Regions from separate parts of the Mus musculus genome. Here regions 2 and 3 are each linked to region 1. The links are chromatin loops, found by intact Hi-C in ENCODE. Cell type or tissue: gastrocnemius. All regions are shown on one strand.

Region 1 (4,000 bases):
TAGGGGCACTGACGGTGGCCCGGAATCCGTGAGGGGTCTGTGCCACCTCGTAGGCACCGCAGGGCTCATCAGAGTATTCCATGGAGTCTGCAAAGAAACCGTAACATGTCTAAAAAGGCTCAATGGAGAACAGCCCCCGCCTTAGCCCACAACCAATCTCAGGGTTAAAAGAGGGGAAAGAACAGCCTAGTGATTGCTTTACCTCGATCTGCTCATAGAGAAATAAAAAGACCATGGTGGTTACTTTAAATCCTTCAGTCTCAGAAGCCCAGAATGTAGTATATACACACCAATTAGTTGAATTTTCTACGAAGTTAGGGTGCCTGAACAACACATTTTACTATTATCCTGTTGACATGAAGGTCATGCCACATGAACTCACCTTTTAAAGTCTAGAAGTCAGTACATTTTGGTGTTAGGGCACAAAATTACTTCAATGAATTATTAATAAATAAGAATGGTACTAGGAGGGCTGGAGAGATGGCCCAGTGGGTAAGAGCACTGACTGCTCTTCCGAAGTTCCTGAGTTCAAATCCCAGCAACCACATGGTGGCTCACAACCATCCGTAACGAGATCTGATGCTCTCTTCTGGAGTGTCTGAAGACAGCTACAGTGTACTTACATATAATAAATAAATAAATCTAAAAAAAAAAAAAAAAGAATGGTACTAGGAGAACTTTTTCCATAAAAACTCAACATAGAGAAAAGTGAGGTTAGGTATAACGACAAATGCCTGGAAGAGTTCCTGCATCTGGGGAGGGGGACTGGGAGAAAGGAAGAAAACAGGGAGAGAGAAAGAGAGGGAGGGAGGGAGGGAGAGAGGGAGGGAGGGAGGGAGGGAGGGAGAGATAGGGAGAGGAGGGGGAGAAAGACAGGAGGGGAGAGAGGGGGAGGGGGGAGAGGCGGGGGTGGGGGGAGAGAGAGAGAGAGAGAAGGACGGAGGGAGGGAGAGACAAAGAATGGAAAGCTCGCCGAGCAGTGGTGGTGCACGCCTTTAATCCCAGCACTTGGGAGGCAGAGGCAGGCAGATTTCTGAGTTCGAGGCCAGCCTGGTCTACAGAGTGAGTTCCAGGACAGCCAGGGCTACACAAAGAAACCTTGTCTCGAAAAAACAAAAACCATGGAAGAAGTTACAGAGACAAAATTTGGAGCTGTGACGAAAGGATGGACCATCTAGTGATTGCCATATCCAGGGATCCATCCCATAATCAGCCTCCAAACGCTGACACCATTGCATACACTAGCAAGATTTTGCTGAAAGGACCCAGATATGGCTGTCTCTTGAGAGACTATGCCGGGGCCTAGCAAACACAGAAGTGGATGCTCACAGTCAGCTATTGGATGGATCACAGGGCCCCCAATGGAGGAGCTAGAGAAAGTACCCAAGGAGCTAAAGGGATCTGCAACCCTATAGGTGGAACAACATTATGAACTAACCAGTACTCCGGAGCTCTTAACTCTAGCTGCATATGTATCAAAAGATGGCCTAGTCGGCCATCACTGGAAAGAGAGGCCCATTGGACTTGCAAACTTTATATGCCCCAGTACAGGGGAACGCCAGGGCCAAGAAGTGGGAGTGGGTGGGTAGGAGAGTGGGGGGAGGGTATGGGGGACTTCTGGGATAGCATTGGAAATGTAAATGAGGAAAATACCTAATTAAAAAAAAAATACTGGAAAGCTCAAAGAGCTCAAGGCTGACAGTGGGCAGTCAAAAGGATCACATGGGGGGGACCCCAAGATTTAAGGTTCAGTAGAAACCCTTAGGAACTGAAAAGGAAGAGTTGCAAAGAACCTGAAAGGCTCTGCTTATACACTAAACCTAACCCCACAGTCATAGCCCTGAAAATAGTTAGGATCCACCTCAACTATTTAGTTGTTTAGTTTTTGTTTTATTTTTACAAAATTACTGTATGTTAAATAAAGTTAGTTGTGTCTTTAGACCTGTCAAGGCATGACTACAAAGAAGGAAGAAAAAAACTAGCATAACAATAGTTAATATTATCTGACACTGGAATAAATCCTTCAGGGCTTTATTTTAATAATTCATATTCTTAGTCAGGCACTGTGATGCGTTCCTTTAAGCCCAGTACTGAGGAGGCAGGGGCAGGTGGATCTCTATTAGTTCAAGAGCAGCCTGATCTACAGAGTGAGTTCCAGGACAGCCAGGGCTACATAATAGAGAGACTCTGTCTCAAGAAAAAAATTAGTAATAATAATAATTCATATTCTTTTATAATTTCACAGGTAAAGGGGTTTAATTTTGCCACAGAATATTTATAGGTAACAGTAGTAATTAACAAGTACTCCACAGGGGGGCGCAGCAGCTAAGAGCCCTTATTGGTCTTGCAGGTGACCTGAGTTCTGATCCCAGCACTCTGCAACTGAGTGGCTCAGAAGCACCTGTGAGTCCAGTTCCAGGAGATCCAATTAACACCCCTTTAGGCTTCCTTGGGCACCCGTGATCACATGTACACACACACATATTTAAAAAATAATAATGAGGGCTGGAGAGATAGGTCAGCAGTTAAGAGCACTGCATGCTCTACCAGAGGTCCTGAGTTCAATTCCCAGCAACCACATGGTGGCTCACAACCATCTGTAAAGGGATCTGATGTCCTCTTCTGGTGTGTCTGTAGACAGCTACAATGTCCTCACATAAAATAAATAATTTTTAATAATAATAAAAATAATGAAAAGTTACTCTACGTGGCACTGAGGCCTCTGTCCAGGATGAAATCTATCTTGACACACGAACTGCAGCCAGGAACACCTCATCTGAGGTCAGCTTTATTAGACCCACTGAGCAGCAACAAAGCAAAGAATTACCCTTACAGTACAAAGAACATTTTCCCTCTTGTGGGACCTAAGAGACCCCCCAGGATTACCAGGATAGAAATCCTCGTCTTCTTCATGTTGGTACTGTTTCTCCTGGATGGGATTCTTTCTATAATTCCGTCCATCGAACGTTACAATCTGTGGGCGTAGAACATCCATGACAAATGACGTTCCAGGAAAGTCCTGAAAAAGAAAGTGCCCTTTTGTTTAATTTTTTTTTTTTTAATTAAACAATGAATACTTAGGTCACTAAGATGGCTCAACAGGTAAAGGCACTTGCTCCCAAGGCCGATGACCCACACGGCAGAAGGAAAAAGTTGACTCCTGCAGGTTGTCCTCTGGACTACACATGCAGCCAGGTAGCAAACGCACAGACAAAATATGGAAATAAACAAACAAATGTAATAAAAAATTAAGTTAAAAGAAACTCCATTATGTAGGCAAGTAGCATAGACTAAATAAATAAATGTAATAAAATTTTAAATTTAAAAAATTCTGCTAGCCGGGCGTGGTGGCGCACGCCTTTAATCCCAGCACTCTGGAGGCAGAGGCAGGTGGATTTCTGAGTTCGAGGCCAGCCTGGTCTGCAGAGTGAGTTCCAGGACAACCAGGGCTATACAGAGAAACCCTGTCTCAAAAAAACCAAAAAACAACAAAAACAAAAAACAAACAAAAAACAAAAAAACAAAAAAAAATTCTGCTGTGTAGGCAGGTAACATATGCACAGACTACATTCGTAAATAAATAAATGTAATAAGAAATTTAAATTAAAAACTCCATTATGTAGGCCTCAACTGGGCAGTTCACAGCACATCCTAAGCAAAAATAGTGTCGCTTTCCATGAGCTCACCAGTGTAAGTTCTTGTATAGGTGTCTGATTAACCTATAGGGGGTGAGGTCTTGCTAGCCACCTAAGTATGAGCAGAGTGCTTCATTCACCCTATCCAGTATGATATTTTATCGTATCCAGTTTGATAACGCATTGAGGAACCATCGGTACAATACCCGCGGAAGAGAGGTAAGCCGTTTTAAAGATGCTAGAAATAAATACCTTCCAATCAGATTTATTTCCCTATCACAGTACAATTAAAATATGACTTACTAACACAGTTCTCGGACCAACACAGTACTGAGAAGGAACAGTTTCCCGAGGCCACTGCCTCC
Region 2 (4,000 bases), 67 kb before region 1:
CAGGAAACTGTCTCAAAAACAAATAAGCAAACAAACAAACAAACAAACAAAAAAACAAACCACTCTTCTTTTTCAAGTTGTACGCCATATGCAGCATGAATCTGGCGACAGTGACTGAGACCCAAGCGCAGGGGAAGCTGCTCATCTTCCCATACTGCAATGGTCTTGGTGATCAGTTTCAGGAAAGTTTGGGGTTTGAGGGAAAAAGATTTTAAAAAGCCAAGTAATAAAGAAGCACTTTCCAGGGATAGCAATGCTTGAGCTGAGAATTACTATATAATAAACACAATTCTCTTCGACAAGTAAGAGAATACACTTTCTATTGATTTTGCATTGCAATTAACATTTTATGTACGTATATATTTATTTGAGACAGGGTCCCACATGCTGGCCTCAGACTCTTGACCATTCTATCTGTACCTCACAAGTGCTACAATTACAGGCATGTACCGGCACACCTGGTTCATGTGGTACTGGGAACCAAACCCAGTGTTTCCTGGAAAGCACTATACCGACAGAGCTGTATCTCTAGCCTTCAATAAACCTTTTTTTTAAAGCTGTGAGACTCCTGGTTTTTGGTCCATCATGAAAAAAGTTTAGCAGTCAGCTTTAAGTAAGCAAGAGCCAGTGAGACCACTCAGCAGATAATAAAGACTCTTGCCCGGCAAGCCTAAGGGCCTGAGTTCAACCACTGGCTCCCTCCCAGTCAGTGGACAGAACCAGTTCTGGAAAGATGACCTCTGAGTGCCACATGCATCCCATGGCTCAGGCAAACTGTGCTCATGTCACACATGAACACACACACACAAATAAAAATAAAAAAACAAGTAAAAAGTCTCAACAGACCAAAAAGTCAGTAACTCTCCTTAGGCCTACTATGGAAGTTAGGAAACAGAACCACCCAAGCGACACAGGAGGGCACGAGAATCACAGCTCAAAGCCAGCATCGAGGATAACTCGGGAAAATAGAGCTGGGACCGACAAACTGCTACCTGTGCTGTGCAGTCTAGGAGTGAAGAACTGGAGCAAATGTGGAGGCTCATATCCCGGGAGGCTGAGGCAGCAGAATCATGAGTTCAAGGCTGGCCTAAGTTACTGAGGGAGCGTCTGTCTCATAAAACACTAGGGCTCAGGACGAATGGACTGCACAGCTACCCTACTGAATGGTGAGAGACCTGACATTTTCCTGCTAAGTCAAGGGCAAGGCAAAGATGCGGACACCCCTGCCTTCCATCCATACTCAAAGTCCCAGCTGGGAAGTAAGAGACAAAGTAAGAGGAAGACATATTTGGAATAAGGCAATAAACTGTCTTTTGTCACAGATGACATGATGGTCTAGAACCTGGATGCTAGATAAAAATTCCAAAAGCTGGGCTGGAGAGCTAGCTCAGTGGTTAAGAGCACTGCTCTTCCAGAGGACCTAAGTTCAATTCCCAGCAACCACGTGGTGGCTCACAACCATCTGTAATGGGATCTGATGCCCTCTTCTGGTGTGTCTGAAGACAACCACATTCACATACATAAAATAAATAGATTTTTTTTTTAAAGTCCAAAAGTTGAGCATAGTGGTGCATGCCTTCAATCCCAATACTCAGGAGGCAGAGATAGGCAGAACTGTTGAGTTTAAGGATGGCCTGGTCTACATACCAAGTTCCAGGCCAACCATGGCAACATAGTGAGAACATGTCACAAAAACAACAACAAAACCACTTTTCATAGATTTAGTGATAATATCAAGCTTGTAAGACACAAGATTAATACTCAAAATTTCAGTTTTATATTTATTGTCAATGAACAATCAGAATTTGACCCTAAAATAGAGGCTGGAAGCTGGGCAGTAGTGGCTCATGTCTTTAATCCCAGTACTTCAGAGACAGGGGCAGCCAGAACTCTTGAGTTTAAGGCCAAGCTGGCTGTCCTGGAACTCCCTCTGGGATACCCAAAGAAACCCTGTGTCAAGAAGGGGAGTAGGGGCAGAGCACAGGACTAGAGTGATGATAAATCAGCAGTTAAGAGCACTGGCATTTCTCCCAGAGGACTTGGGTTTGATTCCCAGCACCTACATGGTGATTCACAACCAGAAATCATCATCGTCATCATCCAGTATTATTTATACTAATACCCCAAAAGGGATGATACAAAGCTAATAAAATTAAGTAGTATCTACTTCAAGAAAACCACAAAACTCTAATGAAAAATAACAAAACAAACCCCACAACAACAACAAAACCCTAAAACTAAATAATTTATGGGCAGATCCAACTTGATCTATTGATTTAAAACAACCACAATCAAACCCCCAGAAAAATTATCCTATGGATATTGACAAACTGATTCTAAAGTTTATTGAGAAAGGAAAAAAAAACAAATTAGCCAAATCAATATGGAAGAACAGTCAGAGGAGTGACGCCAGACCACCTTAAACCCTACTATGAAGGTAGGAGAAGAGGGAAATGGAGTGAAAACAGACAGCGCAGGAAGTGGAGCCACCACACCCTGTGTGGCCTGATCCTGGAAACCAGACTGGCAACAAGGGAACGGGAAAGGATAGACTCACAGCAGCACCTATAAGGACAGACTCACAGCAGCACCTACAGGAAAGCTGGATGAGTGGGCTGTGCTCACAGAGCAGCACCAGATACCCGCAGAGCAACCCAGAGCCTGTTCTTATGTCCTCCCGGTGAGTTGGTCTAGCTGAGTACACTGTCGCTATCTTCAGACACACCAGAAGAGGGCATTACAGATACCCTCTTACCAGATCTCATTACAGATGGTTGTGAGCCACCATGTGGTTGCTGGGAATTGAACTCAGGACCTCTGGAAGAGCAGTTGGTGCTCTTAACCACTGAGCCATCTCTCTAGTCTGACATTCCATTCTTTATAAAAATGAATCAAAAAAGACCTGAACAGAAAGCACCAAAGAAGACACACATGTCAAGGATGTATCTGGAAAGTGCTCAACACTGTGCATTGCAGAGAACTGCAAATTAAGACAGCTGGGCACTGCTATGTGCTAGACAGAGGGACAAACCTAGGCAGGCAACGGGGTCAATGTGCAATGACATGTGCAAGTCTGACTACTTGCATTCCACCCCTGTATTCCACAGCAGAAGAGAACTGATCCCTGGATATTGCCCACTGGCCTCCATGTGTGCACCGTGGTATATGTAGGAATAGACACACATGCACAAATTTTAAAAGAATATAAATAAAAAAGAATGAACTACCCTCCAAACACTGAAAAAGACCAAAAGTGACAAGGACACAGAATCAAAGGAACTCTCAGTCATTGCTGTGGGAATCCGAAATGGTACAGCTCGTGTGGAAGACAACTGAGTATTTAAAATATATATGTTAAGCATACTCTTAACACATGATCCAGCCACTGTGCTCTTTGTTATTTATTCAAAGACATTTATAACTTTATTTGTAACTGCCACAATTTGGAAGCAATCAAGAAGTCCTTCAGTGAGGTGAAGGAGAAAGCTTGGGACAACTAGACAGCGGAGCATCATCCAGCAATAAAGGAATAAGCCGCTGAGCCACAGTGAGGCATCAAGAGGGGCTGGAGGGACGGCTCAGCGGTGGAGTACTGGATACTCTTTCAGACACACAAGGCACTGCACAGCTGTCTGGAACACCAGTTCCAGGGGATCCAATGCCCTCTTCTGACATCTGTGGGCACCGCGCATGAATACAGTACACAGAAATAGATGCAGGCAAAATACTCAAGCCCATAAAATAATAAAAATAAATATTAAAAAAGAAAAGGCATGAAGGGAACATAAATGCATCTTGCAGCTGTGATTTCTACTGGAGGATGCTCTGTAGACAGGTGAAAGCTCAGGCGCCCTTAGTGGCTGGGAGGGAGGGGGTGCAAGGAGGGAGGGAGGGAGGGGAAAAACCTGGTAGAGACCATGAAGCTGCTCTGTGTGCTACTGCAGAGGTGGATGCACCCATACGATGTGCTGCGAAGACCAAGAGTGAGCCTCATTTAAAC
Region 3 (4,000 bases), 60 kb before region 1:
ACCAAGTCTGACTGCCTGACTAGATCCTGGGGACCTTTTCGGTGGGAGGGAGAAACCAAAGATGTCCTTGGGCCTCCACATGCAATTTAAAATGCAAAGTAAGCCAGGAGTGATGGTGCATGCCTATAATCCCAGGACTTGGGAGGCAGAGGAAGACAGATCTCCATGACTTCAAGGCCAGCCTGGTCTACGTAGTGAGTTCCAAGCCAACCAAGGCTACAGAATAAGACCCTGTCTCAAAAAAACAAAAATTAAAATAAGAAAAATTTCATTGTTGAAATATAAAAACAATCTATCTGTTTTCTGAATATTTTCTTTCATTTCAAGGGTTTCAGAGAACATGGCTTCTCATGTTGTAGTTAGCAGAACAAATCCATACGGTGGCAGACTACAGTTATGTTGGGTGGATTTGCACTGGGCTGGAATGGCAGTTACACTCACAATGCCTTCATTTTTTAGAGAGATTTATTCCTTTGGTTGAAACACAGGTGAAAGGTTCTATCTCCTGAAACTAACGATTAAGAATTAAACTAAGGGGAATGAGAGAGATTAGAGGGTGCCCTGCCCAGGGATACAAGGGCACACATTTTTCTTCCACACATCTGCCCATGATTTTACACTGTAACTGCCTGATAATGTGCCCCCTTAGAGGCAGGAAGACTAACCGCTGCCTCGCCTTCAGAGCAGAAAGCGATCTCTTGTCCAGTTGGTGTACTCAGAACGGGACTCTAATTGTCAAGATTTTGTTGCTGGAGCTTGGACCCAGCGTCCACCTTACATGGTGTACTGGCTGGTTTTGTGTCAACTTGACACAGCTGGAGTTATCACAGAGAAAGGAGCCTCCCTGGAGGCAATGCCTCCATGAGATCCAGCTGTAAGGCATTTTCTCAATTAGTGATGGGGGGGGTGGGTATTGTGGGTGATGCCATCCCTGGGCTAATAGTCTTGGGTTCTATAACAAAGCAAACCAAGCAAGCCAGGGAAAGCAAGCCAGTAAGTAACATCCCTCCATGGCCTCTGCATCAGCTCCTGCTTCCTGACCTGCTTGAGTTCCAGTCCTGACTTCCTTTAGTGATGAGCAGCAATGTGGAAGTGTAAGCTGAATAAACCCTTTCCTCCCCAACTTGCTTCTTGGTCCTGATGTTTGTGCAGGAATAGAAACCCTGACTAAGACACATGGACACCTGTTCTATCACTGTGTTATGCCCCACACCCAAATGTCTGCCCCAACTTAAGAGTTTTAATCAGGCATTACTCTGGTTCTGACAGACATGACCTCAGATATCTCATGATTTCCACCTAAATACCGACTACCCTTGCACAAAGCAGCAGGGAAATGCTAAAGCCCAAAGTTCTGAGTATCTTGTAGATTCCAGTCTGCGCCGATAACTAAAATTGCTTTCCTGCAAGTCTAACCACAGTGGGCCCTGTGTGAGAGATTCATGTCTCCAAACTCTCACTGGGCCCAGCTCAAAGCCCACCTGGGCATGAGGAAGGGTACTGTGGCTTGTCAACACTAGAGGGAGCTACACTCACATCACCACAGGGTTGTTCAGGTCAGGAAACTTCAAGGGATCTTTCTCCCCAAACTGATAGTCCTGCCTATGGTTCAGGACAAGCATTCTACCACAGGTGTGAACCCTCACCGTGACTGCTAGCTTTTCATCTATGATAGGCTTGTGGCAGGTTGATGATGAATTCCACTGTAATTAACACTTCCATTCTTCTGTAGGATTCAATGCTTCTCTTCCTCTATTGCCTTGGTCTGGGAATTTTCTGTTCATAGCTTTTGTTTGTTTCTTTGGTTTTCAGGAAGGGTCTTATGTATCTCAGGCCAGCCTCAGTCTCGCTATATGGGTGTGGAGGACTCTGACTTCCTCATGCTTCTCCCTCCATTTCCTAAATGAGGGATTTCAGGCTTAGCCCAGCTGTGTCAGGCAGACTTGGGTTTTGTTGTTATTATACTTGGTTATGTTTGGTTTTGTTATATCTTTTTTTTCTTTTTCTTTTTTTAAAAGAACAATGGAGAAAGAAATCTTTAGGAATGTCTTAAAACCAACTTGGTTCTCATGGAATTCAAATGAAGCTCAAACAGCCTGTGGTACAAGTCATGGAAAGGAGCTTTCTGTGAAGAACCTTTAGGATGAAAGCAGGGAAGGGAGGGGTAAAGGCCAGCGCATCTAAGATGCAGTGGCTCTCACTACTGTTACACACTGTGATGGATAGTCTTGACTACACCCAGAGTCAACTAAAACCAAAGCAGCTGGGCACACCTGTGAGAGCAGGAGACACCTGTGAGGACTGGAGACACCTGTGAGGGCTGGGCACACCTGTGAGGGTTGGAGACACTTGTGAGGGCTAGGCACACCTGTGAGGGCTGGGTACACCTGTGAGGGCTGGAGACACCTGTGAGGGCCGAGCACACCTGTGAGGGCTGAGCACACCTGTAAGGGCTGGGCATACCTGTGAGGGCTGGAGACACTTGTGAGGGCTGAGCACACCTGTGAGGGCTGGGCATACCTGTGAGGGCTGGAGACACCTGTGAGGGCTGAGCACACCTGTAAGGGCTGTGCACACCTGTAAGAGCTGGGCACACCTGTGAGGGCTAGAGACACCTGTGAGGGCTGGGCACACCTGTGAGGGCTGGGCACACCTGTAAGGGCTGGGCACACCTGTGAGAGCTGGAGACACCTATGAGGGCTGAGCATACCTGTGAGGGCTGGAGACACCTGTGAGGGCTGGGCACACCTGTGAGGGCTGAGCACACCTGTGAGGGTTGGGCACACCTGTGAGGGCTGGGCACACCTGTGAGGGCTGGGCACACCTGTGAGGGCTGGGTACACCTGTGAGGAGTTTTTTTCCTTGCCTGGGTCATCTGAATCCAGATCATTTGATGTGGTAAAACCCACCCTAAATCTGGGCCATGCCTTCTTGTCGGGCTATATAAAGGACACAGACAAAGGAAGCTTTTGCCCTTTGCCTGTTTGCTCTCACTCTTGTCAGCAAGTTCGCTAGTATCAGAACTGACTTCTCTGGGATTCTAGTATGTACTGAAGACCAGCTGAGATGGACTTTCCATCCAGAGATAGATATATACAAGATAAAAATGTAAATATCAATTCTGTCACTCCAGAGAACTCTGACTAATAGACATGCACACCTCTCTACCTCTAGAAAACATTCATGGCCTTGAAACTGTGTGACCTAAACCATCAGCAAACATGAGACTCATCAATGACCTGTCTGTTTCTCTGCCCAGAGGAGCCACAGCATGTCACCTGGCTGCAGCTGTAACAGAGGCAGTATGCAGGAGAGAGAATGCAGGGCAGAAGAACTTGCATTTTCCTGTCTCAAAGTTGACTGTGATTCAGAACAGTGAGGTCTCAGCAGTCAAGACACTGACTACCTTCTTTTAGGACACAGGCTGCTCCTGAGTAAAAATAGACTAGAAGTAACCTTGGGGAGCAACTCTGTGGGTGAAGAGAAAAATGTACTAGATCAAAACATTTTTTTCACTTTAAAAATGCAAGCTCAAACCTCTAGAGTATAAAGTGAAACGCACTGGGTTCAAACCAAGTCTCAAAGTAACTGGGAAATGTTAGTCTTTCTTAAGTCAGAGACTGCAAACACTCTTGAGGTGCGAAGAGGATGGATGGTCAGCCAGATGGATCTAGGGATCTCCCCCATCACCCTCTCTCTGACACTACAACACTTTGCATCCTTTCAGGAGAAGCAGCAGGAAGCATGGCAGTGTGAAAAGGCAACACCTTACTTCTTCCTCATTCGGGGCATGCGCCAAAAGACCTCCATGCCACTCGACATCATACTGACCTTTAAAATGTTCCGGCCATCAAAAGACTCTCTCTCCTTGAAGATATATTTGCCATCTGCTGTGTAGAGATTGTACCTGCCTTCCGCTGTAAATAACACAGAGACAGTGTGAGAGGAAGCTGAACAGGCTGTTTGTACCTGCCCTGTTGGTCCCCAGGCCTCCTAGCAA

What was found. Hi-C counts contacts between places; a loop is a spot of excess contacts. Peaks named below come from ENCODE experiments on the same cell type or tissue, not always from the same donor. Only the 100,000 strongest peaks of a DNase experiment are listed, where the experiment ranks them.
Region 2: it touches region 1 in a loop (2.9-fold over the local background); 12 of 42 quality-filtered maps call a loop at or near these places.
Region 3: it touches region 1 in a loop (2.4-fold over the local background); 13 of 42 quality-filtered maps call a loop at or near these places.

The regions. Positions count from the first base shown.
Region 1 is chr10:60,003,814-60,007,813 of GRCm38, reverse strand. Ascc1 (activating signal cointegrator 1 complex subunit 1) reads right to left here. Exons shown (of 11, transcript NM_026937.3): 2 at 2,887-3,019; 3 at 1-87. The coding sequence starts at 2,995. Among named protein-coding and RNA genes, the nearest start is that of Anapc16, 2.7 kb to the right of the region's middle. In gastrocnemius, a CTCF peak has its summit at 2,310 (motif pointing right); a DNase peak (open chromatin) is centred at 2,342; H3K4me3 peaks cover 394 bases; H3K27ac peaks cover 458 bases.
Region 2 is chr10:60,070,989-60,074,988 of GRCm38, reverse strand. All of the region lies in intron 9 of Ascc1 (activating signal cointegrator 1 complex subunit 1), which reads right to left. Among named protein-coding and RNA genes, the nearest start is that of Spock2, 33 kb to the left of the region's middle. In gastrocnemius, no CTCF peak of the experiment used is centred here; no DNase peak of the experiment used is centred here.
Region 3 is chr10:60,064,240-60,068,239 of GRCm38, reverse strand. Ascc1 (activating signal cointegrator 1 complex subunit 1) reads right to left here. Exons shown (of 11, transcript NM_026937.3): 9 at 3,832-3,917. Among named protein-coding and RNA genes, the nearest start is that of Spock2, 40 kb to the left of the region's middle. In gastrocnemius, a CTCF peak has its summit at 1,511 (motif pointing right); a DNase peak (open chromatin) is centred at 1,504.